Regions from separate parts of the Homo sapiens genome. Here region 1 is linked to region 2. Evidence: chromatin contacts called from ENCODE Hi-C or POLR2A ChIA-PET data. All regions are on one chromosome and are shown on one strand. The core of a region is the stretch at or near the end of the contact, and the rest is flanking DNA. Distances in the headings are between cores, read along the strand shown. Region 1 holds the start of LINC02809 (long intergenic non-protein coding RNA 2809). Region 2 has its middle 23 kb from the start of WDR26.

What was found. Hi-C counts contacts between places; a loop is a spot of excess contacts on that map. ChIA-PET counts read pairs that join two places held with the same protein, here RNA polymerase II (POLR2A).
Region 1: a loop to region 2 is called in a map of posterior vena cava, with 30 times the contacts of the local background. The contact joins the promoter of LINC02809 here to the enhancer-like site in region 2. A Hi-C loop is called at or near these places in 1 of 168 maps with a recorded cell type or tissue (posterior vena cava). POLR2A ChIA-PET finds 5 or more read pairs at or near these places in 1 of 52 experiments (Panc1).

What each region holds. Positions count from the first base shown.
Region 1 is chr1:228,073,741-228,080,586 of GRCh38, forward strand. LINC02809 (long intergenic non-protein coding RNA 2809) reads right to left here and starts at 2,810. Exons shown (of 1, transcript NR_158166.1): 1 at 169-2,810. RefSeq lists enhancers at 1,155-1,655, 1,656-2,156.
Region 2 is chr1:224,454,415-224,461,118 of GRCh38, forward strand. It overlaps a transcript of CNIH3 not described here. Among named protein-coding and RNA genes, the nearest start is that of WDR26, 23 kb to the left of the region's middle. Within about 2 kb of position 2,562, at least 32 of the 41 ENCODE cell types and tissues checked have a DNase peak (open chromatin) inside an H3K27ac peak, as active enhancers do; they include Panc1, where a contact is called at or near this core.

The DNA of each region.
Region 1 (6,846 bases), core at 1,560-4,059, 3.6 Mb after region 2:
CTGAAGGACCCAACAATGAGCACGGTCCCCCGCCCAGGCTGGCTGCAGGCTGCAGTGACAGGCATGGGGGCTGGAGGCCCCTGGGGCATGGTTCTGCCCACCCCGGTAGCCCAGGCCTTGGGCACAGGCAGGCGGATGCTGGCAGCAGATGCTAGGAAGACAACAATGTCTTCAGCTGGGCTTTTTAATTAACCTCAGCCGGCCCCTCCTGAAGGGCCCCAATTAAGTGAAGAATGCATGGCAGAGTGGGGTCATGCTCCGGGCGGGTTTTAATTAAAGCTCCGTGGCCTGGGCAGGAGCGCCCCCGCCTGACTGCCTCCTCCCTTGTTCTTGTGCTGGGCGACCACACACCTCCAATGGGTGCTACAGGCCTCTCCTCCTCCCGCCTGTCAGGCCCCAGACCAGGCAGCCCCTCTCTGAGCCACCATCCCGTCCTGGCATAGTCCCACCCACCTGCTGGTTCAAGCATTGGCTGAGCGTCTGTGGTGTGTCCACTGCAAAGGCAGACAGAAATCACACAACTAGTAACCATGTCAGATGTGCACATGCCATGAAGAAAGCAGGTGAGGTGAGGGACAGAGAGGGCTGGGCCACCATGCCCAGGAAAGGAACCTGCAGGAGGCAGGCAGGGAGTGCACCTGGAGGGTGGGCTCTGTGGACAGGAGCAGGGGCCTGGCTGAGCAGCTGAGGGGTCAGCCTGTGGACGCCCGCATGCAAGAATGAGAGGGAAGACAGACATGTCTCCGGAGAAGATCTATAAACAGCAGCAAGCACATGGAAAGACGCTCAAAGTCACGAGTCCTTCAGGACAGGCAAATCAAAACCACCATGAGACACCAGCTCACCCCATCAGGATGGCAGCTATTAGAGAAACAAACAAAAAAAAGTCACTGGATGCAGTGGCTCTCGCCTATAATCCCAGCTACTCAGGAGGCTGAGGTGGGAGGATCGCTTGAGGCCAGGAATTTGAGATCAGCCTGGGCAACATACTGAGACCCAGTCAGTACAAGAAAAAATATATTAATTAGCTGGCATGGTGGTGCGTGCCTACCATCCCAGGTACTCAAGAGGCTGAGGTGGGAGAATTGCTTGAGCCCAGGAGGCGGAGGCTGTAATGAGCCAAAATCACGCCACTGTACTCCAGCCTGGGTGACAGAGCAAGACCCTGTCTCTTAAAAAATTTAAATTATTTTTAAAAGGTTAAAATGGTAAGTCCTATGTTATGGGTATTTTACCACAATTTTTAAAATGAGAAAAATTTGAGGACAGAGGGCTGTGGGTATGGGGGGCTTTCAGCCGCACTCAGCAGAACAGGGGCTGCGTGGGGCTTCTGAGCAGGGACCCACACCAGGGGCCTGGCTCCCCACAAGACCCCCAGCCTCACACAATGGGGTGTGCCCCAGGACCGTGAGCCACGTATTCACGGGTCCCACCAGAAGAGCACATGCGTCCAAGAACAGCAGCTGGGCAGGGGTAGCAGGCAGGCACGTGTGTCCTGCTTTGTTCAGGGCATCTTTGCATTAATCGCCACTGCAGGACCAACATTCTCCACAACTGGCTTCCTTTAGAGACACCTGGCCTTGGGAGCAATGAACGAGGGAAGGGAGGGTCTCCTCCAGGGTCACCATGAGCACTCTCCTCTGCCCAAGCCACGCCCCCTGGCCAGCCCCGACTCTCTCTCTCAAATCTGAGCGCCAAGGACTCCCTCCCCAACGAGCCTTGTGCTGGGGGATCCCCTTGGTTCTTCTGGGGATTCGGGATACAGTGTGCCCAGGAAGGGAGTAGTCTGATCCTAGCAACCAGAGTCACCGTGGCAACAGGTGACATCAGAGCCCAGCAGCCCTGAGCCTTACACGGGACCCAACCTGCTGCCCAAACTGACCCATGGGGGAGACACATGTCCGGCTGGACAGGTCAGGTGGCTGCCTGCAGAAAACTCATGACCCTGAGGCCGTGTGGGCAGACACCCTATGCAGGGGTGCAAAGAGGATCATCTGAGGAACCCCAATGCTTTTAGCCCCAGGTATTTGACTCTCCCGGCCTTGGCACCAGACATGAGGGAAGGAGGTATACTGGCATCACAGGGTGGCCACAGCAAGTTACCACAACCTGGGTGGTTCACAACAGCAAGGGAGGTATTTCCTCGCAACTCTGCAGCCAGAAGCCCCACATTGAGGTGTCCCGGGCATGCTCCCTCCAAAGGTTCTGGGGAGGACCCTGCACAGCCTCCTCCAGCTCCTGGTGGCTCAGGTGCCTCAGGCGCATGGCCACACACTCCAGTCTCTGGCCTGTCTTCATGGCTGGTTCCCGATCTGTGCATCTCAGATCCCCCTCCTCTTTCTCTTAGACGATCACCTGTTACGGGTCCAGGGCCCACCCTAATCCAGGATGGCCTGGTCTCGACGTCACTCATTGAGGATGTCTGCCAAGACCCTGGTTCTACAGGAGGTCCTGCTCCAAGGCTCCAGCTGGATGTGAAGGGGGGTGCCCAACCTACCCCACTACAATACCTTCGAGGTAAACCCAGGCACTGACACCTCAGTTGAGACCTTAGAGCAGAACCAGGTTGCCATGGAGCCCAGGGTCCTGCTTCCCAGGAACTGTGAGAGACCATCTATGTGGACTGCTGTTTTAAACCACTAAGGTTTGCTAGAATTTGTCACCAAGCCTCGGAACACAGACGGGGACCAACAGTTCCCCTCTCCCCAAACAAGACAGGGGCCATTCAGAATCCAGTGCCTTTGTTGTGGACTGCTGTGTCCTCTGGGTCCTGTCTGCCCTATGCGGAACAAGATCCATTTGGTTTTTTGTTCTTTTTTTGTTGGAGACAGAGTCTCGCTAGAGTGCAGTGCAGGCTAGAGTGCAGTGGCATGATCAGGGCTCACTGCAGCCTCGAACTCCTGGCCTCAAGTGATCCTCCTGCCTCAGCCTCCTGAGTAGCTGGGAGTATATATACATCAAGACACTCAGCTAAGTTTTTAATGTTTTGTAGAGACGGGGTCTCACTATGTTGCCCATGCTGGTCTCAAATTCCTGAGCTCGTGATCCTCCTGTCTCAGCCTCTCAATGTGCTGGGATTACAGGCTGAGCTACCATGCCTGGCCACTTTGATTTTAGTGTCCTTCTCTGGGGTAGTGAAAAGTTGACCACCCTATAGGAGTCCCCAGTATCATTTTGAGACATTACTGCTCCGTGCAGCCCCAAGCTGGGAAGGTCACACACAGAGTGAGTCTGTGATGCATCTTGGAGACAAGGCCCCCAGCCCAGGCGTACCTCTCCTGCTAGCCTCTGCCTGGAAGCTTGGAAGGTGAAAAGGAAGCCCTGAAAGAGAGGTGCAGACCCCAGCCCCCTAAAACCTGGAGGTGGGTCTCAAGAGAAAAGCTTCACCCAGGAGGAGCCCGGCAGGCACCTTCACAATGTGCCTCTCCCTTTCCCCCATCCGTGGGGGCCTGGCCCTTCCTCACTCCCAGCCCCGCCACCTCATAGGGACGTCACCCAGGCGTTGCCATGGCCCCATGCCCTGGTCAGCCTCCTGCTGGTGTCCTCATCACACCTCCATGTGGAACCTCTCTCGCACCCACCTCCAGGCCTCATCCAGATGAGACCCCTGCCCCTTCACCCACATGGCCCTTCCCAAACGGGGCACACTCAGTCATTCTCTAAGGACAAAGGGAAGCCCCCCAACCAGCTTTCCTCACCAACACATCTCTCCCATCTCTGACTTCCTGCCGCACAAGGATCGCCTTAAACAAGCCTTACTTGATGCCAACAACCCCCGACAAGCAGAGCCTTTTGTCAAAAGTCTGCTTAGCCTCTTGTATGCCCACAGCAATGGTAGCTCACTGCCAAGATGCTTCCACATTTGGAGATGCAATCTGTTCTGTGTTGGCCCCTGCCACTGGCCTGGCTGTGTCCCCTGCCACAGACCCCGTCTGTCTCCCAGTCCCTGGTTGCCCCCAGAGAGCTCTGACTCAAAAAGGCCCTAGAGCAAAGTAGCTCCACACCTTCAGCCATGTCTCTTCAAAGCCGTGGGGCAGCACCCAGTGCATTCCCAGGGCTCTGAGCTCAGATACAGGTCTCGACGGTGGCCAAGGAGATCCCAGGCAGGCCTTGAGCTGTAGGGCAAAGTTGGTCACTTTACAGAATCCCAGGTTCTGACATCCAGCCTGGAAGTAGACCGGAAAGATCCCTCTCCCCCAGGATCCCCCCGGGGGTCTCAAGGCTCAAGTAGCCATGATCATGCCACTGCACTCCAGCTGGGGTGACAGAAAGAAGGAAGGAAGGAAGGAAGGAGGGAAGGAGGGAGGGAGGGAGGGAAGGAAGGAAGGAGGGGGAGGTACTAGGGTGGGGAGTTGGCAGGTAGACAACTTGCCCAAGTCCCACGGGCAGAAGGGAGTGTCCGAAAGTAGGCAGAGGCCCACAGTCAGGGCCACTGTCTGAGTCCAGGACAGGCAGAAGGCTCATGTGTGCAGGCAGGGACCACTCTAGCTGACAAGTGGGGTTTCACCAATGCCTACGATAAGTGATGCACGGGACTGGGGAAATGGTGCCATCAGACACTTTAAGACTTGTGGCATGTCACTTTGGGGATGCCAGGTATTTTGTTATCCTGATAGGAGGAGTGGATCGGTACATGTACCCAGAGTCAGAACTTCTTTTGTTATTAGCACCTGAAATGATAAAACCAGGCCGCCTCTGTCACTCCAGTTGATCGAGGAGTATAAACAATATTTCCAGCCAGGCGTGGTGGTACCCCCCTGTACTGCCAGCATTTTGGGAGGCTGGGTTAGGAGGGTCATTTTCCCAGTTCAATACCAGCCCAAGCAACAAAGCAATACCTTGTCTTTAAAAATAAAAATAAAAAAGAGAGAAAATATTTACAGATTTCATGCAACAGCTCTGAGATGAAAAGTTCTGATATTTCAGCAACAAAAACCACAGGTATTGCTAATACTGCTTTTGGGGAATGCTGCTTGCATTTAAGATGGGAGGAAATGCTAAATGTCACTCAGAGGTTAAGAAGAGCCAAGATGTGCTTTTCTGCAATCCCTCCCCAGGGTGCTCACCTCACCGGCTCCCCATTTGTCCACCCAGGCATGACAATAGGCTGGAACCAGAGAGAAAACAGTCCTTTCCCTGAGAAGCCAGCCTGCCTGGGAAAACAAGGTCCCCTGAGAGCTAGTCCAGGGGAGGGACATGTGCAGCTCTAGGCTTTCATCTGAGGTTTGGAGGGCTGGCAGGAGATGGGGAAACTGAGGCCGGAGTGAATATAAGGGGAAACAGGTGATGCTTTAAAAGGACCAGAAATCAGACGACTGTGAGCAAACTCCCTGGAGTTCACGGAACTCAACTGTAATTTCCTAAGCCACTGTGTAGTGCAGGCAAGCCGCTGGGACCCTCACCACTGGCCACCGGCTTCCCGAATGACCCCAGACCCCAGCCCAGGCCCAGAAGGCAGGGCAGGGCCACCCTGAGCTGGGAGGTGGGGGCTTCTCCCAGGGCCCATGCAGTCAGCATAGCCGTAATAATTCCTGTGGCGTGCTCCAGGTCCTGTGGTGTGACCAGCCAGAGGGTAGGCTTTGGGTAGGGGTCTGGGGAAGAAGGAAACAGGGCCAGGCAGAGGGGACAGCAGGGTCCTATCCCCACCTCACCCCCCAGAGAAGTCTTTAAGGGTATGAGTTCTTCCTGCCACAGGTCTTAGAGGTTGAGTGTTTGGACTAAGCCCTGAGCGTGAGGAGGAAGTACTGACTCTGGTGGAGGCAGCGCCACCCTGCAGAACACCCTGGCATCTTGCAGTGTGATTCTCCAGCTTTAGCCCACCTAGAGTCTCCCAACAGAGAGAGCGGGCAGAGCAACCATGTTGGAGACAGAGTGGGGCAGGATATCCAGAGAGGTGAACTCTGTCCTGGGATGCCTGGTGTAGTAGTGAGCTCCCCATCACTGGAGGAATCCAAGATAACATTGCAGTCTGCAGAGGCACCAAAGTGCTTGTTCCCCAAGAGGGAGGGCAGGGCTGGGGAAAGAGTAAAGGTGTTGGCAATAAGCAGACTTGGGCATGGAGTAGTCAAGCTCCAGAGGGGTTCCATCCTAGCTGTGTGACATCAGGTACGTGTGAGACCTCTCTGAACATCTGTGGCCTGGCTCAAATGCCGCACACTTCATAGCCCTGCACTCAGAGGTTGACCAAAGTGCCTGCCAGGCCTGAGGTGGGCTGGGGTCCCCTTCACCTAGCCACAATGGCTGCCTACTAGGTCTCCCACATGGGTATTCCTGCTCCTTTGCCCCAGACAGCCCATCTGTCCTTCCAGCCACCTTCCCTAGGAGGCCAGCCCGTTCTGTTGTTTGGCATCCCTGTCTCTGACCTGGTTCTCGGGTGCAGCCACCCCCAGAGGAGAGAAGCCCAGCCCAACCTGAGCTGGCGTCTTTGAGACTGACAATGGAGGCGGCCACGAAGGCTGGAGGGTCCCTGCCCAGCCTGGCCCCCAAACCCCTCCCTCCAGTCAGCTCATCCCACCCCTCTTGGCTAAACCTCATCTGATCCCAGGGACCTCAGAGGAGAGAGAAAGGGATCCCTACTCCCTAGGCAGCGTTGGGGGAGCACCTGGGCCTCAATTACCCCAGGAACTCACTGCCTGACACTTCTTAACTCCCTAGTGGGTCTCCTTCCAGGGGCAGAAATCTGGGTGTGACTACCTGGGCTCCCCTGCGCCTGTTTGGCCTGAAGACATCATCTTTGCCCCGGTGGTGGTGGGGAGCCCAAACCAGGAGCACAGAATCAGCAGGAAGGGACTTTTTATTATTATTATTTTCAGACAGGGTCTCACTCTGTCACCCAGGCTGGAGTGC
Region 2 (6,704 bases), core at 1,312-3,811:
GAGAACCAGTTCTCTCTTGTTTCTATTGGTGTAGTCTGTTTACATTTCTGGTCCCGTCCCTGAAGCTTGGACTGAGAGACCTGGTGAGGAATGTTTCCTCTGTAGTTTCGACAGGCACAGCTATTTGTCACTGCCTCAGAAGCTGCGTGGCTGCAGGTGAGGAAGGCTGCCCTTATGGGAGGGATAATTATGGTCAGTGACCTGTCTGAGCTTGGCCTCACTCTGCACCCAAGCTCGTGACTGGCTCAGAAAGTCTTCTGCTTCTGTGTTCACATCAATGATTTCCTTCCTTGCTTTCTAGAAGAGAATCGGCCTCTGGTACTGGTGAAGAGACCGGAGATTTTCAGTTAGGCATTTTACCTGGCTGAGTGCAGGGCTTGGAGGTGGAGTCGCTTGTGGAAGGATTAACTAGAGGGAGGAGTCACTGTCATTAGGATACCATACACATGGCAAAACCAAATATAACCACCCACCTCCTCTGACTCACCTACTTAAAGCATGAATAACCTGGAGGGGGTGGTGGCAAGCAGGTACAGAGATGCTCCTTGACTTTCAGTAGGTTTGTATCTCAATAAACCCATTGTAAGTAGAAAATATTGTAAGTCGAAAATGCATTTAATCCACCTAACCTACAGAACTTCATAGCTTAGCCTAGCCTACCTTAAACGTGCTCAGAACACTACAGTAGCCTACAGTTGGGCAAAATCATCTAACACAAAGCCTATTATATAATAATGTCGAATATTATGTAATTGAATACTGTACAGAAAGTAAAAAAACAGAATGGTTGTATGGGTACTCAAAGTATGGTTTCTACTGAATGTGTATTGCTTTCACACCATCATAAAGTTGAAAAATTGTAAGCTGAACCATCATAGGTCAGGGACCATCTGTATTTGAATGAGTGAGGTGGGGGCCTGAATCCACCCTCCTCCTCCTCTCACCACCCCATCCTCAGGATACACATAGACCAGTGAAGTCTGTCTTGGCCTTGTGAAACCCTTACCATCTGAATGGCCTAATGAAGTAGAACTTGTGACTGATAGGAAGACTTTGGAGAGGTTTGGAATGTTCTTTGACTTACCAGGAATCTAGTAGACCCAGGATTATCCAAATGTCACCAAACAGTGAGTTCAGTGCCCAGAGGGGAGGCCCATTATTAACCCTTCCTTGAGGTAGACACACCCAGTGTAGATGAGGGTGATGCTGGGTGGTCCCTGCCCAAGGCTTAGTCTGACCCTACTCAGGAAGGGGATATAATAGGAATAGCATTATGAGAGGTTCTTTCTGTTCTGTACCCCTTATGTGTTATAAGATAATGGAGGAAAATCTCAGTTGCCAAACCTGTGTCGGCCACATTAAAGCAACAGTTACTATATCAGTCATGGTAAATGAATGGTGGTCCAGGTATAAACATTGTTTTACCCCTTGATATTTTTATATGAAGCATTTGGCTTGAACCTTATGTTTGAAACATCAAACATAGTGTATTGTCATATTGAATATGAATACTACCAGTGTTTTAATAATAACTGACATTATATTTGTGGCACCACAGGTGTATCATTTTAAATTCTCTATATATAGCATTTAAAGTGTATAGTGACTAAAGTAATTACTGTTGCTTCATGTGGTGAATATGGGATGTGCCAGTTTAGCAGATGTGGTTACTCAACTCACATAAAAAGGTCACCTTAATCTGTCAGAAATCGTGGAAGTCACATCTCAAGTAGGATTGAAACATGCATAATATGGTCCATGAAGAGGGCACTCTTTTCTTCCCTGCTCCCCTCTCCTCACACCACCTCCTGCTTCTTTTCACAAGCTCTGCATTGTTCTGCATAGCAACGTTCCATCCACAAAAAGCTCCAGTGTGTAGGGGGTCTGAATCCTGTCTGATCCCTTCCCTAGCCCCATAGCTCAGACATGAGATGTGGTCCAGGGAGCAGCCTAGACAAGTGCCAATGGGACATGTAAAGATTCCCCTTTCTTTTCTTTCTTTAAGTGTTTTTTGGAGACAGGGTCTCACTTTGTTGCCTGGGCTGGAGTGCGGTGGTGCAGTCACGGCTCACAGTAGCCTGGACCTCCCGGGCTCGAGCCATCCTCCCACCTCAGCTTCCCAAGCAGTTGGGACAATAAGTGCGTGCCACCACACCCAGCTAATTTTTGTATTTTTTGTAGAGATAGGATTGTACCGTGTTGCTCAGGCTGGTCTCAAACCCCTGGCCTCATGAGATCCTCCCACCTCGGCCTCCGAAAGTGCCGGGATTACAGGCATGAGCCACTGTGCCCGGCCAAAGATTCCCCCTGTCTTTTTGACACTCTTCAGCTGTGCCCTCCCAGGGAAGACATTAGCTCACTCTGCAGCCACTTGTGCCATTCTCGTGCCCTCCTTGCACAAGGCCTTGTCGTAACTGCTTCACTCTCCTGGTCTGCCAGTGCAGGTATCAGTGATCCAAGAAGATACAGGAAGAGGCTTGTGTGGGAGTCGCCTGGAGCCCTCCATGGTATGTTGGCTCTACAAGAGCTAGGCATGTGGTGCCAGGGCGTGGGAGCAGCAAGGCCACCCCGCTCAGGCCTCTGCCCTGGAGGAAGGGTGGTGTAACTGCCCCTGGACGACAGCCTGGATGTGGCGAGGGGAGACGGTCCACACCCTGCTCTCAAGCATGGAGGTCGAATGTTTCTAGGTCAGCAGCTCAGGACAGCAGGCAGGTCAGGCCTGGTAGAGGAAGTGCATGTGAGGAGTCAGTGGGAAGTGAGTAAGAGATGGTGGTGGTAAACTAGGAGGTGCTCCTACAAACAGAATTGGATTTTCCCTTTTAAAACAAGGATGGCCGTAGCTGAGCCCTCCTCTCTCTCTCTGTGTGTGTGTGTGTGTGTGTGTGTGTGTGTGTGTGTGTGTGTCCGTGTCCTCTTCTGTTCTCCGCCCCTACTGAAGGAAGGAGATAGCTCTGGCTTCCAAAAGTAGCCTTGCAGCTGTAGGAGGACTGACTCTGCCTAGCCTTTACATTTCCCATGTAAAATTTAACAGTGCTTTCACAGAGCTTCTCTAAAGATCAAAGGGTACCCAACTGAATGGGAATCTGTGGTCTGGGGATTTTTTTTTTTTTTTTTTTTTTGTCTGTAGCTTCCCTTCCTCCCTCCCTGCAACACTAAGTAGACGAAATATTGGGCCAAAGGGCCAAGGAATCCTGTTAAGGGAGGAATCTCGCGGTCTCATTTCCAGCCAGGCACTTTTCTGTTCTTGTAACTTTCCAGTCGTAATTTGGGGATTACTGTTGATAACTCTGACACCTGGTGGTCATTTCAAAAACTGCACTCTGGAAGAATTAAACGTTCACTTTTATCATTTTTAGTTGTTTTTCCACCTCCAATGTCAGTGTCAATAATATGCATTTTATAAATTAGTGATTATTGTTAGTTGAATGATCTATAAGTAAAATCCTTGCACATGCATTCAACAGAATACACTAGGATAGAAAATTTCTGAAAGGTATACCAGAAGCTATACATGGTGGTCCCTAGAGAGTGCAGCTAGGTGTGGGGAGGAAGCAGACTTATTTTACTTTATGCCAGTTAGTGCCCTTTGAAATGGTCTTAAACAGAAATAGTGTATTACTGTAATAATTATAGTGAAGTACTGCACTTGGGCAGGATATTCCCTTCCAGGGCTCCTACCCTCTCCTGATTTTGCATCCAGGGACGTCCTCTGTGCTTTTGAATGTATTAAGGAGTGACGTACGGCTGGATTCACTCTGATCTCATTCACTGACAGTGGTGGGAGAGCCCAGAGCTGAGTAGAAACTGGTTCTGGGGCATCGTGTGGCTAGGGTGCCAAAGCCGAGAAAGGTCCCGTAGTCCCTGTGTGGTCAGCAGGGAAGGCAGCAGTGCTCTGTCAGTATTGATTCTTCAGGGGCAGGCTGCCCACTTACCAAAGTTATGCTTAGCAGAGGGGCTCTGGCTCACTCCCCGTCCCTCATCCTACCAGGTGTGAGGCTGCCAGGAGCCGATCGCACAAGGCTTGGCAAGGCAGATGCTCCCCAGCTCCTGACATCAGAGAGAAGGGCTGGGATTGTGGCCTGCGGTTGGTGGGCAGGAGAGCCTGGTCTGATGACAGCAACCACCCTTTGACTACCTTCTCTGTGGCTGTTACTGTCTGATTCCAACCTTCCACTGTTGAACAGACCTCCTACCACTTTCCTACTACTCCCCCTAATGATAACATACTGAACTCACTTTTATGAATTTGTTGAGACCTTACCACTTTTCAAGTGTGTGTTCAGGAACAGCAAACTTTTGTCTTGCTTGGATCCACCCACATACCCAAATCACCATGGGTATCAGACACACTGGGTAGCTGAGTGCTCAGAGGAAGATGCGAGGTATTCAGGGAAAGTGTCAGTGGGGTCTCCCAGTGCCTGTTTGGTCCACAGTTAGGAGAGGCCCTGCTTGCACTTCTAATACAGTCCCGGAAAGACGGGGCCAGAACTTAGGAGGGGAGCGCTTTGCAGCAACTTTTCAAGAAAAGGGGAAAATTTAAGCACCATACTGTTATGTGGTCCTTGTACCCAGAGGCCCTGTTCAGCTCCAGTGATCAGCTCTCTTAGGGCACACCCTCCAAGGTGCCTAAATGCCATCCCAGGATTGGTTCCAGTGTCTATTATCTGTTTGACTCCAAATGGCCAAACACCTGACTTCCTCTCTGGTAGCCTGGCTTTTATCTTCTAGGACATCCAGGGCCCCTCTCTTTGCCTTCCCCTCTTTCTTCCTTCTACTGCTTAGATCAAGTCTTCAGCAGACATCATGTGACCTTGAGGATGGATGTCACATGCTGGAGGAAACAGAAGGCCGAAACCCTGATGACTTCACAGAGCTGCCAAAACAGTTCCTGACTGTTTATTCCGGGTCTTTAACAAAGTGATGAAAAGAAATCCTTGCAGTATGAAAACAACTTTTCTATTCCATGGAGCCAAACCTCATTATAACAGATAACGTGACCCTCAGCGATATCCCAAGTATTTTCCTGTTCTCATCTATACTATGGCAAAGGGGCAAATACCTCTCAGTAAAGAAAGAAATAACAACTTCTATCTTGGGCGAGGCATTTCTTCTGTTAGAACTTTGTACACGGAATAAAATAGATCTGTTTGTGCTTATCTTTCTCCTTAGAATTATTGAATTTGAAGTCTTTCCCAGGGTGGGGGTGGAGTGAAGCTGGGGTTTCATAAGCACATAGATAGTAGTGTCTCTTAGCTTCCGTTTAAATATGGGGGTAGCGATGTGGAGGGCCCAGAAGTATCAGAGAGGAGAGACAGGCTGCTCTGATTGCCTTTGTAAAATGCACATTTGAGCTTGTGCAAAGCCCTGGGCCTGAGCTCAGAAAAAGCAAGGCCAGGAATGAGGCTCTTGGTTCAGTTCCCCTGCACACCCTGGGCGGGGAGGGGTTGTTAGAGTCATGGAACCCCTATTTTTTTTTTTTTTTTGACCGGGTCTTGCTTGGTCACCCAGCCAGAGTGCAGAGGTATGTGCACAGCTCACTGCAGCCTCAACTTCCTGGGCTCAAGCGATCTTCCTGCCTCAGCCCCCAGAGTTGCTGGAGCTACAGCCCCATGCCACTACACCTGTCTAACTTTTGTACTTTTTGTAGAGACAGGGTTTTGTCATATCGCCCAGGCTGCTCTCGAACTCCTGAGCTTAAGACCAGGTTGCTCAAGTGATCCACCCACGTCGGCCTCCCAGGGTGCTAGGATTACAGGCATGATCTACCCCTCCTGGTTTATCTTTCTTAAGCTTGGAGTCATCTTTTTAAAACAGCCACAATGAGGTATAATTGATATACAATACACTGCTTATATTTAAAGTGGATAATTTGATAAGTTTTGCCATATGTTTACATCTGTGAAACTGTCACCACAATCAACAGGGGGATCATATCCATCACCCACAAAAGTTTTCTTAGGCCTCTTCCCCCTGAGAAAACCCTCTCTCTGGCAGCCACTGAACTGCTTTCTGTCCCTGCAGATTCGTTTGCATTTTCTTAAGTTTTATATAAATGGAATCATAGAGTACGTGCTCTTCTTTTGTCTGTCTTCTTTCACGCAGCATAATTATTTTTTAGATTCTTGTGTCTTGTGTGTGTCAATTCTTTTCTTTTTATTGATGAATAACATTCCATTGTATGGATATACCACATCTGTACAGTTTGTTTAATCCATTCACCTGTCGATGGACATTTGGATCACTTCCAATATTTGGCTATTAAAATAAAGCTACTCTGAACATTTGTGTATGTGCCTTTGTGTTATTCTTGGGTATATATCCAGCAGTAGAATGCTAGATCATGTGGTAGGTTTTTTGGGTTTTTTTTTTTTTAGATATGTGGTCTCATTTGGTCACCCAGGCTGGAGTGCAATTGCGTGACTATGGCTCACTATGGCCTTAAACTCCTGGGCACAAACAGTCCTCCCACCTCAGCCTCCTGAGTAGCTGTGAGTAGCCGGGATTATAGGCGAGAGCCACTGCATCCAGCCAGTTGTTTTTATTATGACTTTACCCTTAATTCATTGTATATTTTATTTAAATTTAATTTTTTCTTTTTTTTTTTTTGAGATGGAGTCTCACTCTGTCACCCAGCCTGGAGTGCAGTGGGGCGAGCTCAGCTCACTGCAACCTCCACCTCCTGGGTTCAAGAAATTCTTGTGCGT